Linked DNA regions of Mus musculus: regions 1 and 2 are each linked to region 3. The links are chromatin loops, found by intact Hi-C in ENCODE. Cell type or tissue: left cerebral cortex. All regions are shown on one strand.

Evidence for each region. Hi-C counts contacts between places; a loop is a spot of excess contacts. Peaks named below come from ENCODE experiments on the same cell type or tissue, not always from the same donor. Only the 100,000 strongest peaks of a DNase experiment are listed, where the experiment ranks them.
Region 1: a loop joins it to region 3, with 6 times the contacts of the local background. A loop is called at or near these places in 18 of 42 quality-filtered maps.
Region 2: it touches region 3 in a loop (1.9-fold over the local background); 5 of 42 quality-filtered maps call a loop at or near these places.

The regions. Positions count from the first base shown.
Region 1 is chr13:23,742,324-23,750,323 of GRCm38, reverse strand. It overlaps H3c3 (H3 clustered histone 3), which reads left to right and starts at 4,803. Exons shown (of 1, transcript NM_175653.2): 1 at 4,803-5,282. The coding sequence starts at 4,827. The coding sequence ends at 5,237. H2bc3 (H2B clustered histone 3) reads right to left here and starts at 3,590. Exons shown (of 1, transcript NM_175664.3): 1 at 3,101-3,590. The coding sequence starts at 3,529. The coding sequence ends at 3,149. It also overlaps the pseudogene H2ac5-ps. In left cerebral cortex, CTCF peaks have their summits at 3,965 and 4,766; DNase peaks (open chromatin) are centred at 3,084, 3,691, 4,226 and 4,724; H3K4me3 peaks cover 1,815 bases; H3K27ac peaks cover 2,182 bases.
Region 2 is chr13:21,782,731-21,790,730 of GRCm38, reverse strand. H3c11 (H3 clustered histone 11) reads left to right here and starts at 7,334. Exons shown (of 1, transcript NM_178207.2): 1 at 7,334-7,816. The coding sequence starts at 7,361. The coding sequence ends at 7,771. H2ac22 (H2A clustered histone 22) reads left to right here and starts at 3,483. Exons shown (of 1, transcript NM_178184.3): 1 at 3,483-3,957. The coding sequence starts at 3,513. The coding sequence ends at 3,905. H2bc22 (H2B clustered histone 22) reads right to left here and starts at 3,243. Exons shown (of 2, transcript NM_178202.2): 1 at 2,840-3,243; 2 at 1,518-1,707. The coding sequence starts at 3,216. The coding sequence ends at 1,668. In left cerebral cortex, a CTCF peak has its summit at 3,707; DNase peaks (open chromatin) are centred at 3,347, 6,805, 7,292, 7,699 and 1 more place; H3K4me3 peaks cover 2,629 bases; H3K27ac peaks cover 1,281 bases.
Region 3 is chr13:23,578,036-23,586,035 of GRCm38, reverse strand. It overlaps H4c4 (H4 clustered histone 4), which reads right to left and starts at 4,468. Exons shown (of 1, transcript NM_175654.3): 1 at 4,067-4,468. The coding sequence starts at 4,434. The coding sequence ends at 4,123. H2bc6 (H2B clustered histone 6) reads left to right here. Exons shown (of 2, transcript NM_001177653.1): 2 at 66-2,366. The coding sequence starts at 80. The coding sequence ends at 460. In left cerebral cortex, no CTCF peak of the experiment used is centred here; DNase peaks (open chromatin) are centred at 45, 908 and 4,507; H3K4me3 peaks cover 2,674 bases; H3K27ac peaks cover 3,672 bases.

The sequences.
Region 1 (8,000 bases), 160 kb before region 3:
ATGGCAGGCTTTCTTTTAGCTCCACCAATATCAAAGACAGTATAAGCATGCCAAATTATTCTTTATCGTGGTTGAATTATCCTTAAACTACCTGGAAAATAGAGACTGGGGAAAAGGAGACCCTGCCCCGTCACTGACCCAGGAGAACCTGGAATATATGAGGCCAAGGAGGTCCTGAAGAGTTTGCACTGAAAGGCGTTGCTGTCTTGGTGACTGGAGACAACATAGATGAAAGATCTATGTTCAAGGAGAAAACACCATTTCTTCAGTCCAGGGCCAGCCTAAAAGAACGAGACTAAGGACTCTCCTGTTCCAGGAAACCTCGCCTAGCTCCTGTTGAGCTGTTTCCATCATGTTCTTGGTCTTTTTTCCACTTGACATGACAAAGCATTTTAACTATTTCCTACATTCCCTGCTACCTTGCCTTCTACTCCTTGTGCCTAGCCAGACGATAAGTGTAAAAGCCGGGGCACGTCTCATGACTCAGTGTCTGATAATGTAGGTGTATCACATAGAGGTATAGAAGAATGAAAAGAGAACCACACAGATGCATGAGTCATGTGGGAACATCACAAGAAAGATTGTGTAAACTATTCTTAAACTATGCCAAAATCCAGTGTAGCTGAGGTGGTGCTGTGGTGTTTTCATCATAGACCTTAGCAATATAAATCAAAGAAAAGTTTATTACATAGGTGCCCAGGTGTAGTAAACAAATAACAGATAACAGTTAACAATGTCTTTAGGTGACAAAGGGGATATCAAAAAAATATCCCTTGTGTCAAGCACTGCTATTTTCAGAATTACTTAAGAAGCCTGGATTATTTTGTCCAATGGAGAAGAAAAACAGAAGATATGAATCATGGAAACATAATGGAAGAAATGTCACAAAAATGTCTTGGTTTCAAATAGCAGTGAGTAGACTGTGTTACCATTTACAGTTTCCCAGCGGAAAGTATCTAGAAGACTAACAGTACATGCCTTCTGGGAAGCAAGATGGTATTTTGGTGAATGAAAATAGCCATTCTCGAAGGCAGCTAGGGAACAAGTATGGAAAATATCCTATGTTTATCATTCAATCTATAAATCCCACCTCTTAATGTTTCCCATAAGGTTTTTCAAAACTGCATAGAGAGGTATCACTCTGCATTTTTATGATTAAAAAATTTGAAGTTACTGGTAAGTCTCCAATACTTTAACTAATGGTCAGGTAGTAGATTTTAAGGACATTACAATGAAAAACCCAACAACAAGAGTCACTGACATATAATTTAAGTCGTAAGAACAAAACAAAGCAAGAAACAAAACCAAGACAAAAAGAAACATAAAACAAGCAAGCAAAAAAACCAAAAACAGGAACAAATATAAAAACAAAGGAACCACCACTGTTGGAAATGTAAAGGAGTAGGAAAGAAGGCGTGAAAAGCAAGCTTTAAGTCCTATGGCCCACACTACTCAAGGTCAGGGAGGACGGGAGACTCCTGTAATCTTAGTACTTGAAGGTAAAAGGAAGAAGACCCAAAGCTTCATGTCAAGCTCAGCCACATAGAGATTTCAATTTCTTCATTAAATTAAAAATGTGTTGAATGACGCTAAGGCAGACTTGAGAAGCCTGCATCTTCTGCCTTACAATTAAGCCAGAATACGGCATTCTCGTCTCTTGTTCATACTCCCTCAGATAATGAGCAGGCTGGACTTCCCGCTACCTGTTTCTTTGAAGACCTTGCTAATTTTTCCAACATTTGTCACTGTTTCTTCCAATATGGCATGGTCAAGTAAAACATCAAGTATTCATGTCTTTTTGTGTAAAAGAAACAGTAAATAAAAAGGGAAAGGCATAAAGACAACAGAGAAAAGAATCCCTAACTGGAGAGATCCACTTACAGTAAGAATATTAACATCTTACTCCAAAGGGAGTAAGCTCAAGGTAAGCAAGCTTCAGGAACCGTCGTCTATGTTCCTTTCTTGCTGTTAAGGTGGGCTGTGTATTCTCTCTCACACACAGAAATGTTTCTAAGACAAGTATTTTAGCCATGGTATTTTGTGTGTATGAGAGTTCTGTCTCTCTACTTCTGTGTCTGTCTCTCTACCCCACCCCCACCCCCACCCCCACCCCACCCCGCCCAATCGCACTGTGTGTGTGGGTGTGGGTGTGTGTTTTGTAGTCCAGGTTTCTCTGTGTAGCCCTCAACTGTCCTGGAATTCTCTCTGAAGGACTGGCTTGCCTCAGATTCAAATCCTCCTGCCTCTGTCTCCCAAGATTAAAGGAAGGTATATCACCACTACCCAGCATTCTAAGAGCTCTTGAAGTCTTTGCCTAGCCTTTTCAGGAGCCTGCCTTTCATATTCAAGGATTCGATAAACCAATGAGAAAGCAGGGGTGAAGTCCCGAATCATGGATAAAATATTTTAAAATATTTTCCATGAACTACTCATTCTGAGCAACTTTATTTTCTCCTGTCACCACATATTCTCAGACAGTTTAAAAATGAAAAAAAAAGAAAAAAGAAATTTAAAACTTAACACCCGTTAAGCCATTTGCCCCATCTGATTCCTAGTTTTCCTGCCCTAGCACAAATGCTCGAGGCACTGACTTTTTCCCAGTCAAAGCCTTTACCAGTTTTTTAACAATTACTTTGTAAGTCATGGAAATCCAATTGTCAACATGGTGGTTTTTCAAAAAAGCTAAGTTGCTTCAAGTATTTATAACTCCTCTGGTTCCATCTATTGTCAATATCCTACCCTGAATGTAAATGTCCCAAGACATAAGAAACAAACAAAAAAAATTAGAAAGCTGTGGTTGCTTTTCACTGAAGCGCAATTGGCTGTAATGTTTTAATACTCAATCTCACAGTAGGAAGCTAATTTGAAAGACTAAATACATTAAAGGCCAACTCCTACAGATAGCACTGCTACAAAGCACTGAGTAAAATACCTAGACTCAATATGTACAACATCGAAACTCATGACACAAAGTGGGAAAATGGCAATGATTGTGACCTCAGCCTTTAAACTCAGAGCAAATGCTCAATTCCACTTTTCATAAAGACATATTTGGCTAACAAAGTTAGGTCATATATTACAACTTCTTTTCTGAAAAGTGTGGGTGGCTCTTAAAAGAGCCTTTGGGTTTGTTGTGAGCCCTACGAGCTCACTTGGAGCTGGTGTACTTGGTGACGGCCTTAGTGCCCTCCGACACGGCGTGCTTGGCCAGCTCCCCGGGCAGCAGCAGGCGCACGGCCGTCTGGATCTCCCGGGACGTGATGGTCGAGCGCTTGTTGTAATGCGCCAGGCGGGACGCCTCGCTCGCGATGCGCTCGAAGATGTCGTTCACGAACGAGTTCATGATGCCCATGGCCTTGGAGGAGATGCCGGTGTCGGGGTGCACTTGCTTCAGCACCTTGTACACGTACACCGAATAGCTCTCCTTGCGGCTGCGCTTGCGCTTCTTGCCATCCTTCTTCTGCGCCTTAGAGATGGCTTTCTTAGATCCCTTCTTAGGGGCTGGTGCAGACTTAGAAGGCTCTGGCATTCTGTTCAAAAGAAGACACACAAAATGGTCAGAAACTGGTAGGCAGTGAGGGCGCACTTATTTTATTTATACTCCTGAAATTCAAATGAAGGAGCAAGTGCTTTTACTTTTGATTGGTTAAGAATAATGGCCTCAAAGGCTTTATGCAAATAAGAGACTCAAAATCCCATCTACAATTGGGCAAGAGAAGAAGACCATTTTGACCAATAGGACAGCGATATTTCGTGACACTACACAATCTATGTGGTATGTTAACAGTAGGTTACAGTGTTTCCTTATTTGGGAACTTTTAGTAATGTCTGGACACTGCAAGCAGTGCGACAAGGCTCCCGCCAAAGCCAAGACCGGCTCCTCCCGGGCCGGCCTACAGTTAGTTCCTCGTGAGCCGTGGGCGCCGGCGCTCCGGTGTACCTGGCGGCCGAGATCATGGAGCTGGCGGGCAACGCGGCCCGCGACAACAAGAAGACGCGCATCATCCCGCGCCACCTGCAGCTGGCCATCCGCAACGACGAGGAGCTCAACAAGCTGCTGGGCCGCGTGACCATCGCGCAGGGCGGCGTCCTGCCCAACATCCAGGCCGTGCTGCTGCCCAAGAAGACCGAGAGCCACCACAAGGCCAAGGGAAATAGATTCAAGTCAAGAAATTCTACTATTGACGTATCTAACGGCTCTTAAGAGCTATGCACTTTTTCCCAAGATCAGCTTGTGATGCAGTACCTATAGTGCCTTCCCCTTCTGTAGAAAATACACAAATACTTCTTTGAGTAGTGAGTGTTCATATTTAAAAGCCCAGTTTTCTACGAAGTAAAGATTGGTAACCTTTAAAATAACTCACCCACAGCGCTTGACATACTAGTTGCCCCCTTTAAGACCAAGAATGTGAGTTAAGATTGTTGGATCATGATTTTACTTTACCCAACTCCAAAGTAGTTACAAGTTATTACGCTTTGTACCTTGTAACACAAAATTACAAAGGAATGGAGCAACGTCTAGGCACTCAGACTTGCAATCACCGCATCTCGAAAACAAGATTGTGATTCCATCTGGAGATAAAAACTCCATTAAAATACCAATTTTAATTTTTTCTTTTTTTTGTAAGAACAAAACGTAACTAGAGTGTCAGAACAAGGTAGCCAATCAGATACTCTTAAAACTACCAATCACACGGGCTATTTCCCAGCCAATGAATTTGTAGCGCGCGACTTTCAAAAAGTTGCAAGGCCAATCAAAATGTTTCTTAGTATATTTAAGGGCAAGATTTCTTTCGTCCTGCACTTTTGTGTATCTCCTCCCAAGAATGGCTCGTACTAAGCAGACCGCTCGCAAGTCCACCGGCGGCAAGGCCCCGCGCAAGCAGCTGGCCACCAAAGCCGCCCGCAAGAGCGCCCCGGCCACCGGCGGCGTGAAGAAGCCTCACCGCTACCGTCCCGGCACCGTGGCGCTGCGCGAGATCCGGCGCTACCAGAAGTCGACCGAGCTGCTGATCCGCAAGCTGCCGTTCCAGCGCCTGGTGCGCGAGATCGCGCAGGACTTCAAGACCGACCTGCGCTTCCAGAGCTCGGCTGTCATGGCTCTGCAGGAGGCGAGCGAGGCCTACCTTGTGGGTCTGTTTGAGGACACCAACCTGTGCGCCATCCACGCCAAGCGTGTCACCATCATGCCCAAGGACATCCAGCTCGCCCGCCGCATCCGCGGAGAGAGGGCATAATGGTTTTTATGCTATTTAAAAAAAGGCTCTTTTAAGAGCCACCTAAGATGTCATGTAAAGTTGCTGTATACTTCTGATTTTTACTTAGTACCGCAGTTACAGTTTATGTTGCAACAAAAGCTAGTAGTTCTTTACATTTGTTTCTTTGAAAATTTTTAGAGTTACTTAAGTGATTTTATATTAATCCCATATGAATTATAAGCTTTCGTAGTGATAGTGTTGCGACTAAAAGTGTAGGCATGAAGGTGGATTGTAATTAAGGTGACAAAGTGGAGGAGAAAGCATGTGATGGGCATTACAGAGTCAGCTGTAAGCAATCTGAACACTTGATCCTCAGGAAAAATTCCTGGTACAACTTTAGAACACCATATAGATTCAGCACTGAATTGCATCTTCCTAGAAACAAAGACGTCCTCAGGGAAGAAAGTAAAAATTAGAACTGAATCATAAGAGAGACCCCCAACAGATATCTGGTACAAATCAAATGAACCAAGTATTACTTAATCGCATCAGGAACTTTGAAGCAAGATGATAAAGAATTTGAGGCCTGTCTGTCCCAATACAGTGAGTAACAGGTAGGCTTAGGCAACAAAGTAACTTCTTGTTTCAAGAGAGAGTGGAGGGGAGGGGAGAGGGAAAGGGAGTGAGAGAGAGAGAAAGAACAGGAGCTTAGACTGAATTATTACTTATAATTTTTTACTAATTTTCAAAGCATTTTTCCCCATTAAGGGATTTTGGGAAGTTAACTACTAGCAAATATTTCCAGCCACTCTCACAGCAAACAAACGCAATTATCCTGCTAAATAGGTTTTTACCAAAATGGATAATCAAATGTAAATTTGTCTTCATCATCTTCAAAGGTGACCGTGTTTCAGGTATTAAGCTGTGCCAAGATAGGCCGGAGAAGCTGTGAGAGCCCAGCCTTCCTTAGACCCTAAACTCTGTCAGCACTGGTATGAGGAGGCATGGGTAGGACGATGCATGAAAAGATCAGGATTCTCTCTAAACTTCAGGACCACATCATTATTATTGTTTCCTTAGAAACTGCTAGATACTACCCCAGAGCATGTATTTTTGTTTTTCCTACACTATTAATATGAGAGCTGTTACTGACAAGCATTTTAAATTTAGCTAGTCTAGTCCAAATTATACTTCAATTCCAGATTACAAAGACATCACATGAGGAAAAAAAAATTGACAGAATAGTTTCACATTATTTATTGAAAGTCTATTTGTTTATCCTGGTTGATGGAATTAAGATAGGTTTCAGTTGTTTTGGTTTTTAATTAGAAAAATTTAATTAAACATATGATCATATAGTTTTGTGGAAAATTATTACTGTATAGAAGATATGATACTGATTCATAGAGCAGAAACTAAATGAATCCTTGATGATCCCAAGCCTCCATTCTCAATCTCTAAAACTGGAAAAACAATAATAGTACCCTCCTCTATTTGCTATGCCAAGACTGTGTCAGGAAATGAATGTATTCATTCACAGCTACTATGTTTGGCTTGCTACAAAATAGTGCACATGAAATACTAGCTCTTAGTAAGTGTTGTGACCACAAGCCCTGAATCCCTGCTCTCTTCCAAATGTTTCTAAAGGTGTGAGCCTGCATACCTAGCTTCTGTTCATCTCTAGCTAGGACTGCAAACACAAGGAAAGCTATCGGGAGGAAGTCTTGTAAAGAAACGAGAATGTCACCTCAATGTCTGTTATGTTGGCATGAGGTTCTCTAACCTAAAATCAGAATAAATTGTCCTTATGGAAGCATCTCCATTCCTACACCTGGAAAAGGAGCAATCCGGACCACTACGGATGTCGAGATGGCAGTGCCCTGAGGCCTTACTCAGACAACAAGGCTGTCAATGCAGTTTGAACCTCTGTCTGGACCAGTTTTCACCAACTGAAAGTTTTCATCTTTTGAAGCTTGAGCCCCACTTTCCTGGGCTACCATCATTCATTCTAAGTTCCCCTCTCTAACTTTATCCTTGAGTTTTATTCTGTTCTGTGAACTCTGAACTAAAGACTGTGGGTGGGTTATAATGTTTAGCTCTCGAATAAAAGGAGATGTTTCTTATAAAAGTACAGATGGAGACTGAAGATATAGCTTAATGGAAGATCATTTGCCTGGTATACACAAGACCCTTAGTTTCCCCTCTAGTACCAAAATGAAGGAAAAGTATTAAAAATAAATCTAAAAGGTATATTTATGCAACATTTCCTATATTCAGATTTATATAAATATCCAAATCCAATAAATTGAAACCCAAAGAAGCACTGAATGAAAACTAGAAAATCAATTCTCTTTTCTTGGAATGATTCTTTACATGTCTAACTCTTGGAGTGCTGAAAGCCAATCAATGTGTAGAACTGGAAAATATCTGAAGGTGCACTGTAGTGGATAGTTTGAATACTATCATTAATCTGAGCTTTGTTATTATTATCATTTTATTGTTGTGATGGTTATGGTTAATTATTTACTGGTGATGTAACTCAAGGCATCTCCCACGACAGACAAGCAGTCTACCCCTGAGCTACATACCCACATTCTCAGTCTTACTTTAAAAACTGTGGTTTTATTTGAAGTAACATGTTTGTTGGCTGGGTGGTTGATTATTTTGGTTTTTGTTGTTGTTGTATGTGTTTGTTGTTTTTGTTTTCTTTTGACAGTCTCTCTACATAGCATTGGCTGCCTTGGAACTTATTACATACACAAGGCTGAACTTGAACTCTCAGAGATACCCTCCTGTCCTGCA
Region 2 (8,000 bases), 1.8 Mb after region 3:
TTCCTTTCTGCGTGAAAGCCAGGAACTGATAGCAAATGAGGTAGGCCCTCCAAAAGATTGCGGGATCTCCTTATTGCCGCAGGCAGCAGTGCGGGAGAGTCTTTCCTCGCTGCGGGAGACTAACAGCATGTGTCCTAATAGAAGTAGTCATCTTTTCATATGCACATAGAACATTATGCCTCTTGCACTGCAGATGAAGGCATTCGAGGCACAGCAAACTCAGAGAGGGACTTGTTTTGACGTTCTCTTTTTTTTTTTTTTTTTTTTTTAAAGATTTATTTATTTATTTATTATATGTAAGTACACTGTAGCTGTCTTCAGACACACCAGAAGAGGGCATCAGATCTCATTACGGGTGGTTGTGAGCCACCATGTGGTTGCTGGGATTTGAACTTCGGACCTTCGGAAGAGCAGTCGGGTGCTCTTACCCACTGAGCCATCTCACCAGCCCTTGACGTTCTCTTAAAAGACTAATTGTCTGAAGACAAATTTCCAGAAGCTGCTGAAATACGGAGACTTTCTTCCGACAACCGTTTGAAGGAGAGATTGCATCTGCAGAGATCTTCAAGGTCAACTCCTCGTGCATACAGTCTTGCCACAAATGGTTTATTGCAAGCCTGTCCCCTAGCTCACTTCCTTTCCACTTGTTTGACTGTATATCTTCTGTCCTGCACTAAGAAGGAATATAAACTTCAAGACATCTCTGATCAGGGTATTAGGTTTTCTTTCATGTAATATACCTACACACTTTGTTAGACCTCACAAAAGCCACAGCTCTCTTGATTAAAGTAAGCTTTATATTTAGAACTGGGAAGCCTGCTGCCTCTCCCAAGGTTAAGATTTCAGAGAACAGCCCCCTCACTGGCTTTTGAGGTACCTTTTATGAGGACATTAGGACTGATAGAAAAGTTGTGTTGTTAACATCAAGACAGAAGAGTCGGGGGCTCAAGGCTGCCTGTGAGGTAGATAAGTTATAAAAATACATCACGTGGAAGGGTAGTCATCAAGGTATCTGGTAAGAAACATTTTAGTAAGGCTAAAGGCAATCATATATCACAGGTTCAGGAGTTTAGCAAGGCAAAGGGGTGAGCATCATACATCATGGAGCCACAAGATGAGTACATTGAAAGACCTGCTTTGCAGGATACATTAGGTGTGGGAAACAAACTTACTCTTCTGAGGTATAGAGAGTTAATAACAATGTATTTCCTGTTTTGGTCTCACAACTTCTCTGGCTAATCTATTTACCACCACATTGTTAATCATGGCACAGTGAAAGGAGACAAGAAAACTTCACTTTCCCTCACAAGAATTCAGTCTGAATTTCATCTAACTCTAAAACAAGCCTGTAAGCGCAGTGTGAGGCTGAGGAAGGAGGTTTTCTAGTGAAGCCTTGTTACAGAGCACACACAAAATCAAAGATCCAAAGGTACCAATCTTCCGTGGAAAACCCAAACCCCAAACTCATATGGCGGGGGCGGGGGAAGGGGAGGGATGGAAGAGACTGTATTACATAATGGGATAGATTGAAACCTTTATTTTTATAATGTATTAAATACTTCTTTTTCAGGATCATATTGTGGAGGGTAGTTCACACTTCGGTCTCCACTCAGACAAGCCTCTATTTATGTTGCAGCTTCCGTACAATCATTTTAATTTCCTCAACTTTAAAAGGAAGGAAGATAATAGAATTTGTTCCACAGGATTCTATAGAGATTAATGGAGATGATTAAGGAAAATGGTTAGGCTTTATTAAGACCTTACAAGTCATACACAGCTAATGTTTCTTTTAGCAGTGGCACACTAAAATCTCATTGATATTTAACTACTTTGAGCTGTTCATATTCGCACCTAAGTCATCACCATTTGCATTTACTGTCCTAGAGGACTTACAGAAAAAGGGCTTTTTCGTCTTTAAAGTGGTTTGATTTAATCTTTACTTAGTATTTTATCCTCTGAAAAATTCCAGGACAATCCCAAACAATCAATATCCTTTTGAGGTTTTTTTCCTCCCACAATCTAATTCCAATCATCACCACACCAGCAGACAATGAAGGTGGAACAGAAGAAATTTACAAAAGTTGAATACACTTAGGAAAACGGAGGAAAGTTTTGTTTCCTTGGTGCTTAGCTGGGGCCTTGCAAGAACAAGTCTGGTTGTATAGGCCTGTAATTCCAGCGATTTATGAAACTGAGGCCGAATGTCCAATCTGGAGGTTAGCCTGGCTAGAATTAGTTTGAGAATATACTGCTAACCAGTGAAATTCATTCTGAAAACAAAACTTCAAACCAAACGACCAAGAAAACAGGACCCAATCAAATTAAGCTGCGCCTGACTACATCTCAAGTTTTCAGCGAGAATCATGTAGACCTCGGGGCTCCAATGAGGTATCTTATTGAACAGAATCTATTGTGACGTCTCAGCAGGAGTTCAAAAGCAGATTTGAGACATTAGGTGGTAGCACTTAACAAGACAGGCTAAATTTAAACTAAGAAATCCTCATAGATTCTGGGATACTAATTAGAAACAATTGTTAATGACAGTGTGGGTGCAGGAACTTAACCTAAGTACTCAGGACAGAGAGATCAGCCCTCGATCTCAGAGGTTAACCTGACTTCAGAGAATTCTAGGAGAGCTGGGGGCAGAAAAACAATATTAGGATTAAAATAAAAATGCAAAACAAAACCTCAAGACAAAAACCCTTACTTAACCCTAAAAAATAGTAACTAATATGTCCGAGTAAGGTAGAATCACTTAACAAGCAATCCATCTCTGTTTTGAGAATGTGGGTGGCTCTGAAAAGAGCCTTTGTGTTTGGAGTGAGTCAGACGAACTCACTTGGAGCTGGTGTACTTGGTGACAGCCTTGGTGCCCTCCGACACCGCGTGCTTGGCCAGCTCCCCGGGCAGCAGCAGGCGCACGGCCGTCTGGATCTCCCGGGACGTGATGGTCGAGCGCTTGTTGTAATGCGCCAGGCGGGACGCCTCGCTCGCGATGCGCTCGAAGATGTCGTTCACGAACGAGTTCATGATGCCCATGGCCTTGGAGGAGATGCCGGTGTCGGGGTGCACTTGCTTCAGCACCTTGTACACGTACACCGAGTAGCTCTCCTTGCGGCTGCGCTTGCGCTTCTTGCCATCCTTCTTTTGGGCCTTGGTGACGGCCTTCTTGGAGCCCTTCTTCGGGGCGGGAACGGACTTAACAGGCTCAGGCATGTTAGGTCAGGAACTCTACCACGCTACAACTTGCGCCGTGAGCCCTTCGCTTTTTAATAAGGCGTTATTCAAATGAGGCTTAGAGATACACATTTCTGATTGGTTAAAATTTTCAAATTTTCATGGCGTAGCGCCCAATGGAACTACGCTTCGGCATAAACGCCTCCCATTGGTCTAGACGAAAAGAAGAAGCCAGCCAATCGCGTAGGCTCTTTTTCGCGCTTGGAGAATCCTATAAAGGCCAAGCTCCTCCACTTTTGGCCTTTGCAGTTGTCAGTTCTTTCTTTTTGTTTAGAATGTCTGGACGCGGCAAACAGGGCGGCAAGGCTCGCGCCAAGGCCAAGACCCGCTCCTCCCGGGCCGGCCTGCAGTTCCCCGTGGGCCGCGTGCACCGGCTGCTCCGCAAGGGCAACTACTCGGAGCGCGTGGGCGCCGGCGCCCCGGTGTACCTGGCGGCCGTGCTGGAGTACCTGACGGCCGAGATCCTGGAGCTGGCGGGCAACGCGGCCCGCGACAACAAGAAGACGCGCATCATCCCGCGCCACCTGCAGCTGGCCATCCGCAACGACGAGGAGCTCAACAAGCTGCTGGGCCGCGTGACCATCGCGCAGGGCGGCGTCCTGCCCAACATCCAGGCCGTACTGCTGCCGAAGAAGACCGAGAGCCACCACAAGGCCAAGGGAAAATAAGACAATTGTTTCCTGATCATTTAAAAAACAAAGGCTCTTTTCAGAGCTAACACATTTGTCTTTTTAAGGAGCTTAAGCTTTATTGGTTGCTACTTTTTGTTACTTTCTATAGAAGGAATCTGTTTCTCCGATCCTCAGTTATCAAGGTGATTTTGGTAACATGTCCAATTCTTTTTTTAATGAAAAGAGATAAAAACACCACCTTTTCCCCTAAGTGGCTACAGAGTTGCAAATAGGTTACAAATTTAAAACCATTATATTTAAAGGCTATTATCTGCCAGTCTTTGATTTACAAAAGCTAAAGTTCAATGTTAGCTAGTAACAGCAATTTGTACTTAAGGTCACCATATGACAGCATCCTGTATTGATTTTCAACCATATTGGAATACATAACTAGTTTACAGGAGCAGTCTTATAAGATAAACATGTGCAAACTGGCAACATGAAAAGAGTCCACCTCTTAATGGCAAAGTGAATGTAAGCCGTTTGGAAGGTATCCAGGATTTGACCTATTTGGTCTAGCACAAAGGCAAACTCCAGCAAGCCTGGTCTGTCCAGGTTCTTGACCCGTGTGCAGCAACTGTCTTTCCTCATCAGTACCGAATGAGGCTCTTGAAAGGATAAAGAATGAATGTCCCCACATTACTGCTTTTTTAGAGTGGAGCCCTAGTTTCTACTTTTCCCTTTACTGAAGAATTCTGGCTTTAGTACCTATGTTTGGAAGCAAAGGAGAATCCAGGAGAGTAGAATGCCAGGGATTTCTTTCACAGGCCCAATCTCTTTCAGTATTTAACTCAGTCTCACCAAGAAGAATATTAGCAGGATTAAACATGCTCAAGGCAACCAAACCGGCCAAGTTTCAAACTACTTTATATAGGGGACTTAATGTTTAACCCCAAGTATATCACTTGGGTATAAGGATTAATTGAAGATGACACTGAACACAGGGATGGTGAAACACTTGACAGAAGTCTCCCTTTACAATGCCATGAAGAAAAATTTCCATTATTGTGCTCTGACCTACCAAAAATAATGCCCATCATTGAGGATTTTTGCTGGTTAGCCTCTCCTGTTACTAGTTTGTGTATTTACCTTCCCATGTATTTATTCTCCAGATCCTTAAAAGAGCCAGTAAACTTCATTTTTACGTTTTCTTGAGCTTGCTTGCTGCAAAGCTTTCTCTGTATATATTTTATAAATCATTCTCCCTGCTAAGATGCCATTTGTCAAGTCAATTTGCAGGTCCCAGGTACCAAGCTTAAAGTTAGATGAAGTTTCTTTTCTTTTCTTTCTTTTCTTTTCTTCTTTTTTCTTCCTGTTTTTATCTCTTTTCATTAAAAAGAGAATAGGACTCAAGTGTTTTGTGTTATAAAATTTCAAATAATGTGCACAGAGCCTGTGCTTTTCCCATAAGTAGAATGCTTTTTGGTTTTAAAGTAATTGTTGCAAGGAAAGCAGATTCTTGAGGCTTTTCTGCAGGATGCCAAGACCACTCACAACCTACAAGCCCCGGAGAATGGAGTCATTAACAGACAGCTTGGACACTTCACAATATACTTACAAAAACTATTAAAATTAAAGGTGGCATTACTTCCAAGAGTAACAAAAATGTTGACACATTTTAAAGGTAAATATCACTGACATTGCAAGAGAAGAATGGGAGAAAACTCATTTGCTCTAGAAGATAGTATAAGGTGTTTGGTAATTCTTTCCAAACAGCTAGAATCTCAAGAACCAAGCAACACCGTTGCCTTTAAAATGGGTTTTCTAGCAATAAAGTCATCTTTGGCCTCTGCATTGTGCCTCTTTTTTGTAAATGTAATGGAGAGAATGTCTGGGTGCAGTTGTTTTCCATGGGTAGAGAAAGAGGACAGGAGCCAGTTTTTTTTTTATCTCCTCCCTCTGCAAATAATAATAATAATAATAATAATAATAATAATAATAATGGAGCAACAACTCTGATTCTTGAATGATTTTGGAATGAAGAAAACAGGAATCACTTTTCAGCAGATATGTGGCAAGTCTGAGAAAAGCACAGGGGGAAGCAGCACAAAGATGGAGTTTGAATCTCTCCTTCCCAAATAATTACATATGGAAAAAAAAAACCAACCCATTTTGGCAAAGTGTGGGAGCTCAGGGGCACATCTAAGCTTCAACTACACTGATACACCTTTACCATTCTAATTCGCAGGCTGTTTAGCTTTTGTTATAAAGAAAGCACTTTGCACATCTGACATTGTCAGAAACATTTGTCTTCAGCCCTCTTAGGCTCTGAGTACATCAACCAAGCACAAAGACTACGCTGTGAGTGAAGGCAGGTTAGGCGCCTGACTCGTAAAGGATGACCTGTGGGTAGCTCCGAATGTGGGGTGGATAGAGCTATTTTCAAATGAGCGTCTTCAGCAGTTCTTTTTTCCTGATAATCTTGGTAAGGTTCTCTGGTAAACAGCAAGTAAATATTGCTTGTGCCTGATATTCCCAATTAGGCAAAAAGCCTGTTCATAAAACAACATGCTTACTGTCTGATCTTATTGCTTTTGTTTCTGGCAAATTTGACCACATTAAGTGGGGGAAAGGGCCTGGGTAAAAAAAACGGCACCAAGCACTCCCGAAAAGTCATGTGCTGAATATCACCAAGCCTGCCATCGTCTTCCTGGCTCAGCAGGATCATCAGATCACCCCTTGCTGAGTTACTCCAAAGGCTGCCTTAGTCTCCTAGAGCTGTATACATAGTGTGTGTGTGTTGGGCGGTGGGGTGGGGCTGCTATCTGTGAATTCCCAGCGTTCGCTTTTAACCTTGAATGGTGTAACTTTGTAACTTGTAAATAATGAATGCCAACCTGGGAATGCCCCTGTCCCCTACAGTGTTGCTGTAGAAGAGTAACAGAATCTCAAAGCCTTCTGGATCTCAAAGCCCTAGTAAGTTGCAGATACACTGATTTTGAATTTTTTTCGCGCCAAAATCGCAACCGCTGAAAGGCAGTATCAATTGCAACTTCTAAAAGTTTCCGGTCATAAAAGTGTTGCAAGCAGTTTTTGAGCGAAATCAAGTGTAAGAAGTGCTCATGACTCCAGGAATAACTTTTTTTTTTTTTTTTTTTTTGTTAATTTTCCTTTCAGATTTCTTTCCATTAAATTTCTGCCCCCAAATAACGGTGCTCTTGTTTAAATAAATAGCGAAGAGGTCTTTTGACCTCCAAAGCCAACATTATCTCGAGATGATAAATTCTGGGAGTTGCTAGAGTAATTGTTATGTAAAAAGATGAAATTTGTACGTTAAATATAAAATGTAGGCAACGTTTTTCCTTTCCTTACTCGGTTTAAACGCGGACCAATCCCCTGTCTGGAACTATGATGTCAGCAGTTTACTGTCCAATCCAAAAGGGTGGCTTGTTATATATATACTTGGGCTTTTCCATCTCAACACCACTTTATTCACTTTCTAGTGTACTGAGATGGCTCGTACTAAGCAGACCGCTCGCAAGTCCACCGGCGGCAAGGCCCCGCGCAAGCAGCTGGCCACCAAGGCCGCCCGCAAGAGCGCCCCGGCCACCGGCGGCGTGAAGAAGCCTCACCGCTACCGTCCCGGCACCGTGGCGCTGCGCGAGATCCGGCGCTACCAGAAGTCGACCGAGCTGCTGATCCGCAAGCTGCCGTTCCAGCGCCTGGTGCGCGAGATCGCGCAGGACTTCAAGACCGACCTGCGCTTCCAGAGCTCGGCTGTCATGGCTCTGCAGGAGGCCTGTGAGGCCTACCTCGTGGGTCTGTTTGAGGACACCAACCTGTGCGCCATCCACGCCAAGCGTGTCACCATCATGCCCAAGGACATCCAGCTGGCCCGTCGCATTCGCGGGGAGAGGGCGTAATTCCCCTACCTGTTAATAACAAAAGGCTCTTTTCAGAGCCCCCTCCTTTGTCACCAAAAAGCGGCTGTTTACCTACCTCAGGTCCAACATCTATCATGTTTTCCAGTATCTGAGCATATGTGCTACATCCTCCTAAGGTGTTCAAATATAGGTGAGGTTAGTTTACAATCTAGAGGCATGTGCCTTTGAAACAACCTGACTTCAAGGTGGCAGTCAACTAAAATGTGTG
Region 3 (8,000 bases):
TTGCATAAGACTGCCTACAAATAAGGAAACCGTTCACAGCAGCTCACTTTCTTTTTCTTCCTAAGAAAGAGATCTGAAGATGCCTGAGCCAGCCAAGTCCGCTCCCGCCCCGAAGAAGGGCTCCAAGAAGGCTGTCACCAAGGCCCAGAAGAAGGACGGCAAGAAGCGCAAGCGCAGCCGCAAGGAGAGCTACTCGGTGTACGTGTACAAGGTGCTGAAGCAAGTGCACCCCGACACCGGCATCTCCTCCAAGGCCATGGGCATCATGAACTCGTTCGTGAACGACATCTTCGAGCGCATCGCGGGCGAGGCGTCCCGCCTGGCGCATTACAACAAGCGCTCGACCATCACATCCCGGGAGATCCAGACGGCCGTGCGCCTGCTGCTGCCCGGGGAGCTGGCCAAGCACGCGGTGTCGGAGGGCACCAAGGCTGTCACCAAGTACACCAGCTCCAAGTGAGTTCATTTAACTCACACTCCTAAACCAAAGGCTCTTTTCAGAGCCACCCAACAGTTCAAAATTGAGCTATGCGCTTGTTCTTAGTACCCGCAGTACCACCTTTATATGGTTCTTTATTTACTGGGACAAAGTTCCTCTAGTCTATTCAGGCTCGTCAAATCAAGTATTTAAGATAAAACTGCCAAATTGGCTACTTCTGCAGTGAAGAGAGGCTACATTTCTGTTCTGAATAAAGAACCCCGAACGTTTCACACTGGCATCTCCGAGCGTCCAGATCCGTGGCGCACACATCCGGTCTTTTGTTCTAAGTCTTTCTGGGGAATTAACATTGGCACGGGAAGGCGAGGTGGGACCGTGGGTTTACTGCCTGGTTTAGCTAAGCTACACAAAACTTAATTTAGCAGCGTCTCCTAATTTGGATCAAAACGCAGTGTTGTCCGCTCGGTGCTTGTTAAACTGGTTTTCAGTGACGTTCAGGTCGCCATTTTATGCGGCGCCGCCCTGAATGGAGAGAGTTCTGTTCAGCTCCCTGAAAGCGAAAGTCTCAGCACGAAGGGCCAGCTCGCGAGTCTACCCTCCTAATTCTTAAAAAGTTCCTCACTTCCAAAGACCTAGAGCTTTTGGATTTTTAGGCTTTTGCATATGAACTAAGTTGTAGGAGAAGCAACAAGATCTCCATTTTAAAAAAACGTTTGCTTTGTTTACTTTTTAATTACAGGAAAAGATGAAGTGGTTTGTAAAGCCTGCAAACATTTAATTTCCTTCCCTTTCCTGAACTGCTGGGTAGTTTTTTTAACACCAAGAAAATTCCCAAAACCCTCTCCTGACTCGTTTTTGTAAAGAGACCTGGAAAAAAAAAAATCAGTTCCTAGAATTTAGCCACATCACTTTCTTTGCAATTAAGGCTGTGGAATGTTAGATGTGGCTCTGGGCACTCCCATCTCTTTAATCTGCCAGGCTCTGGAGTTTACAGCTTCTGAGTTTGAGCTCTTGGTCCAGCAGGGAGGGACCCTGACTCAATCTTGTGAGAGAGAAAAAGTAGGAAGTAGAAGTATCAGGAAGTGCTGGGTGTTGGAAGTATCACAGGTATTGGGGATGGAACTAAAGGCCCAGTTCCAGAGCTAGTCTTGCCTCCATCCAGCCTCTACCATGGCTCCCTTCTGAAGCTGGGTAAAGTGCCTTTATGCAACATCCTTCCTAAGCTTTCAAAATAAATACAAAGAAACTATCCACTTTAAAGTAACAAAATTGCAACTGTACTCCAAGAGGCTACTCACTGTGTAAAGTGTTTTGCCACCAAAAATGAACACCTGAGTATGTCCCCTAGCACCTACAAAATAGGTCCTCTGACCTACAGACATCCCAGAGCAAATAGAACACACACACACAATGTGGGTTTTTTTTAACGGTTTTTTTTTTTTTAATTACAAGTCAACTTTACTCACAGTTACTTTAGAAACAATACTGAAACTTCCTTGTGAAGAGTTAAACCTTCATGGTAATATTTTGTTTCCCTTTGTTTTGTTTAGCTGTTTTCTTTGTAACAAGATTTCAGTCTGTAGCCCTGGCTACCCTGTAATTCAACTATGAAACCCAAACTAAAACTCTCTGCTTCACCCTTCTAAATATGCAATTATAGGTGTAGATCTCTACAACTTGTAGTGTTCCTCCTTTCTTGTTTGTGATTTGTTGGTTTGTTTGTTTCTTGGGACAAAGTATGAAACTCACTAAACCAAGCTGGCCTCATAGACTTCAGCCTGACTGTCTGCTGTGCACTGGCATGTGTACCTCCAAGCCTGCTGCTGTACTGTTCATTATTAAAGCATTCCTGATTGAACCTGCTGTGCACTGAAATGTGTACTCCCATGCCTGCTGTTGTGTTCCTTATTAAAGCATTCCTGATTGAGTGTGCTCAGAGCCTTTCAGCCATCCCCACTGATCTTCAAACCAGAATTGCAGTACAGTAGTACTCACTACCTCTCCATAAAGCCCAACCTCATGCCAGGCAGTGGTGGCACACACCTTTAATCTCAGCACTTAGCAGGCAGAGGCAGACAGATTTCTGAGTTCCAGGACAGCCTGCCAGGACAGCCAGGGCTACAAAGAGAAACCCTGTCTGAAAAACAAAACAAAACAAAAAGCCCACCCTCATACAGTTCCTCTCTGGTTATTGTTTTGTTTTTCAATCTTTTCCCACTGGTTGAAATTCCCCATGACACCTCCAGTTTCTGTTGTGTGCAAATTTTCTCTACCTAAGCTTCCTATTGAGGCTTGGCCAGCCTACAGAGAAGATTCTACTTTAAAATAGATAGAAAAACAAAAGAAAAGTGGATGTGAGTATTGACTGTTGAGCTTGTTGAAGGACATATCGATTGGTAAGTTACTTCTCCTCCAGCTAAATAAGCTGATTCAAGCCAGATTGGATTATATTAAAGGCAGGTTTATTGGGAAGCTGCTCTCAGAAGAATTCACTGGCCCCAAGGCCAGGGAAGTCACCATGGGCAGAGGTTGGAGGAAAGAAAGAGAGAAGGGGTATACACCAGGAGAGAAGAGAAGGGGAAATGTGGGAGGAAAGAAAAAGCAGAAAGACCAAAATGTCTGAATTACATAAGGAAGAGCCTCTGGGGGAAGGGCAGCCCATCCCCTGGGCTAGAAATTTCAGGGTTGGGGGCAGGGTGTGCCAGATAGGGACTGTGGGAAGCTGGGAGAACCTGGAGACCAGGTCCGCTTTGATATGTAAAATATGTTAACTTGTCCCAGGGTCTGAAGCTAAATACTGAAGATATTTACCCAAGTTTTTATTGACTACAAGGTCTGGGTCTTTTTTTTTTTTTTTTTTAATTCTTGGAGGGAAGGGCTGGAGGGACAGCTAAAGCATGTGCTCCGTGTGCCTGGTGGCCTGAGTTTAGTCCCTAAAGTGTATATAAAGGTAAGAAATATATAAACACAAATAAAAAAAATTTTTTAAGTTCTTAGCAGACACTGATGTTTCTTCTCTGGTGACTCTTTGGGAACAACTGATAATGCTGACGAAAGTTAATGAAGTCCTGGACCATATGAAGTTTTCCTTGAGGAATAGATAGAAGATTTACACGTCAATCTCTGGTGCTTATTTTACAGATTAGGAAGTTAGAGAAAGCTGGGTGTGGTGGACCACGATTTTAATCCCAGTACGTGGGAGGCAGAGGTAGGAAGATATCTGTGAGCCTGGTGTATAGAGTAAGTTCCAGGCCAGGGCTATTACACAGAATACATGGAAAGAATGAAAGGAGGGAGGGGAAGAAATTGTAGAAAGCTCCAGGTTAGAAAACTTGAACATAATTCAGTGTTCCTAGGTTTCCAAGGCCTGGATTGATTAGAGGGTTTGGTTTTGAGACAGGATAGCATCTATACCTTAAGGGACTTGGAAAAAAGGATCTTGACTGACCCTCAGCCCTCTCCTGAGAATGTCAGCATTAAAGAATGAGACAACAGGCCTGCTTTTAGGCTATCAATACTGAAGATAGACAGGTGGACCTGCCTAAACAGATACTATGTATCGAGCCAGTCCCAGCACCCACCCCATTCCAGAAAACCACCTAAGAGCAGCTCCTTTAAGTGAGAAGGTAGTGGCCCTGAAAAGGGCCTTTGGTTTTTGGGTGAAGAAAAATAAATGAGTACGTTTAGCCGCCGAATCCGTAGAGGGTGCGACCCTGGCGCTTGAGCGCGTAGACAACGTCCATGGCGGTGACGGTCTTGCGCTTGGCGTGCTCCGTGTAGGTGACGGCGTCGCGGATCACGTTCTCCAGGAACACCTTCAGCACACCACGGGTCTCCTCGTAGATGAGGCCGGAGATGCGCTTCACTCCTCCGCGCCGGGCCAGGCGGCGGATGGCGGGCTTGGTGATGCCCTGGATGTTGTCGCGCAGAACTTTGCGGTGGCGCTTAGCACCACCCTTACCAAGACCCTTGCCGCCTTTCCCGCGTCCAGACATGTTAGCAAACTAGGAAGGAAGCTCACTAGCCAGTGACTGTAACAAGCGGCCTTCCTGGCTTTTATAATACCAATGCGGACCTGTTTGAAAACCTGAAGGGAAGGGGGCGTGAACCATGGTCAATTCCCGCCCTTCTGGCGTTTATCCTATGAAAAGGCTGAGGAGACAAGGCGGGTCCTAAGACAAGAGCAGAGCCAGCAGTTGAAAATTCAACACATTGCCCTCAAGAGTGACAATTTATGTATTGTGAAAAAAGAAATTTGTCTTTTATCAGACCAAATAGAAAGTAATGTTATTAGTCTCGTGAACCTATAAATCGGGACACCCCCCGTATTATTTCAGATATTTACATTACAATTCATAACAGTATCAAAATTACAGTTAAGCAGCAGTGAAATAACTTTATGGGTGAGGGTAACCACAACATGAGGTGCTGTAGTAAAGGGTCCCAGCATCAGGAAGGTTTAGGACCACTGAATCCAAGGTTTTAAGTACAATTTTAAGAACACTTACTATTTCCTGTTCTGAGACTTTTTATTGACTTAGGTACGTATGCCTAAGAATCTGAACTTTTTTTTTTTAGCATTCAGGCTGACCAGGGGGAAGTAAAACCTCAAAATGTTACAGGACTGTAGCGCTGAAAGATTAGAAGATGTAAAGGATATGCATCCCAAAGGTGTGGGCCTTCTGCTTGAATTACACATAGACATCAGGAGCTCTGGGAACAGGGATGGGGGAAAGGGGCTGCTCTTTATGTTTACTATGCTTTCACTGAATCTCAGGATTTCTTGCATGTATGTTTTTTAGTTAATAAACATTGCACAGAAAATCTATTATCCTTAGCACATCATAGTTATATGTACCTCAAAATATCATGCATGCACCCCCACCTCACACTGACAGTTCTTAGTCAAAGGATTTGGTGGTTTCATGTACTAATGAAGAGTCACACACTAATATCTAACCAAATACTTCCATAAAATGCTAATACAGTAAATACTCATGCTGTATTGTTTTCCACATCTGCATTACTCTTCTAGAAAGGAAAAGAACAGTTTCTTCTGCTCTGTGAATGAGTGGATGACCCAAAGCAATGTTTTAGAATCACTCTTCAAGAAGAGCGCCACAGAATTCAAAGACTCTGAGTTTCTGGAGATTCATAGAGAAACATTAAAACTGCATGTGAATATTTACTGGGTGAAGTGCTTGATGCATATAAAAACCCTGGGTTTGATCTTGGGGACTACAATGGGCTGGTGGCAATGCACTGTTGTAATTCCAGCACTGCATAGGATGGTTGAAGCAGGAAGGTCAGGTATAGATAATTCTCAGGAACATAGTGAGTTTGAGGATAGGCTGAGCTATATAAGCTTTTGTTGGTGGATGGGGATGGGGGAGGAGTGGACTCCATGCTTGTAGAAATGAAATTGTGTTCCTTAAAATGATCTATTAGAGATGTCCAAGAGTTTGGAAATGACTATTTTTGTCTTTCAATTATTCTTACAGGTTTTTTATAGAGAAATAAATAGCAAACATAATTTTAGTCCTCTTAGGGGTAGATGTGAAACCTTACAGAGATTAAATCAAGTCTGTGTCTTTAATAATGGGGATATGTTTTTAAGGTCATGGGCCAATAACCTCTGTGTAAAACTAGATATTCCTCTTAAATCAGCTTTGAAATCTTTCAAACTAGACCCGAGAGCACTGGAGGCACAGTCCTTACTGAACCCTCCTTCCACTCTGCTTTGCAAGGTATGAGGGTGCCATCCTAATTTAATTGTCACATCCATATGCCTTATGAGTATATGGATCTTTTAATGTCTACTCCTATCATTGAAACGTGTTGTTCTTTCTTCTGTATTGGTAAATCTCCCAAACATGAAAGATTATAGGAATTTTCATAATCCTTCATTTTCTCATGAGCAGAATTATCATACCTGACATGAATTATCTACCTAGGTCAATACAAGTAGATTTCCCAAAGATCCCACATTTTTCTGTCCAAGAACAAAAAGTTGAACAGAGATACACAGTTGCATTAAAAGTCAGAATAGTTTTTTAAGGAGTATACATTCAAGGAAGGAAGCCACCCAGAGCAAAAAGTTGACTATCCAAAGAAATGAGGTTTTGTCTCTCATAAATAGCTCCAGGATCATCTGAATAGCAGGGGCTTTCTCACTGTGCCATTACATATTTATTGGTTTACAGTTTCCTACAGTTCAGTCTCACTGGTATTCCCAATCTCCCAAGTGATAAATTTTTGAGGCCATCTTCAGACTTTACAGAATCATTCTCCTCCGAGTGACAAATAACAATCTTTTTTTCCATATGCTAAATTTTCATCCTTGGGGGGGACAGGGTCTTCTCAGCTTCACTCTCCACTCTACCTCCTGTCCCAGTACAATCACAACTGGTGGGAAGCCTAAATAATGACAGATAAACATGAATTTTCTGAAAAACACACCAAATGTGATGGCTTGCATTTGGTGATAAAAACAAGAATGGAAGAGCCATGTTAGAAAAGGGTGGCACCATTACTGTTTTCCATACAAAAAAAGGAAAATCCAGTAAGGTCCAAATATGACCACAGAAAATGGAGTAGCAAAGCCTTTCTGACAACGGGAAGAGTACATTGGTCTATGGAATCCCAGCTACTCTCTGGAGATGACTGTTAAATGCATTTCTTGTTTTCTTTGAGAGAGAGAGAGAGAGAAAGGAGGGAGGGAGGGAGGGAGGGAGGAAGGAAGGAAGGGAGGGAGGAAAGAAAAAAAGAAAGAAAGAAAGAAAGAAAGAAAGAGAGAGAGAGAAAGAAAGAAAGAAAGAAAGAAAGAAAGAAAGAAAAAAAAAGAGAGAGAGGAGGGAGGGACTGAGGGAAGAAAACAGAGAAGAGAAGAGAGGAGAGGAGAGGAGAGGAGAGGAGAGGAGAGGAGAGGAGAGAAGAGGAGAGGGAGGGAGGAAGGAAGGAAGGAAGGAAGGAAGGAAGGGAGGGAGGAAAGAAAAAAAGAAAGAAAGAAAGAAAGAAAGAAAGAGAGAGAGAGAGAGAGAAAGAAAGAAAGAAAGAAAGAAAGAAAGAAAGAAAGAAAGAAAGAAAGAAAAAGAGAGAGAGGAGGGAGGGACTGAGGGAAGAAAACAGAGAAGAGAAGAGAGGAGAGGAGAAGAGAGGAGAGGAGAGGAGAGGAGAGGAGAGGAGAGGAGAGAAGAGGAGAGGGAGGGAGAAAGGAAGGAAGGAAGGAAGGAAAGATTTTGAATGTAGAAAATATTCAACTTAAAAAAAAAAAAAAAAAGAAGAAAAGAAAGATTTTGAACTTGGGAAATCCGAAAGTAAAGCCAACCTCCAAATAGTCAACCAAAATCCGTTAAAATAATTAGTCTGATCCAATAGAATTTTCTGATCAGAAAGTGATGGGTATCCGTTACTGAGATGCCTGTGGTAAATTATCAAAAAAGCACACTTGTTAAAATACAAAGCAGACCTTTGTTTCTTAAAGTAAATCTCAATGGAAAACCAAGTAGTTGCTTAGAGTCTACAAACTGTAGAATGTGTGATTTACTAGAGAGCTCACAAT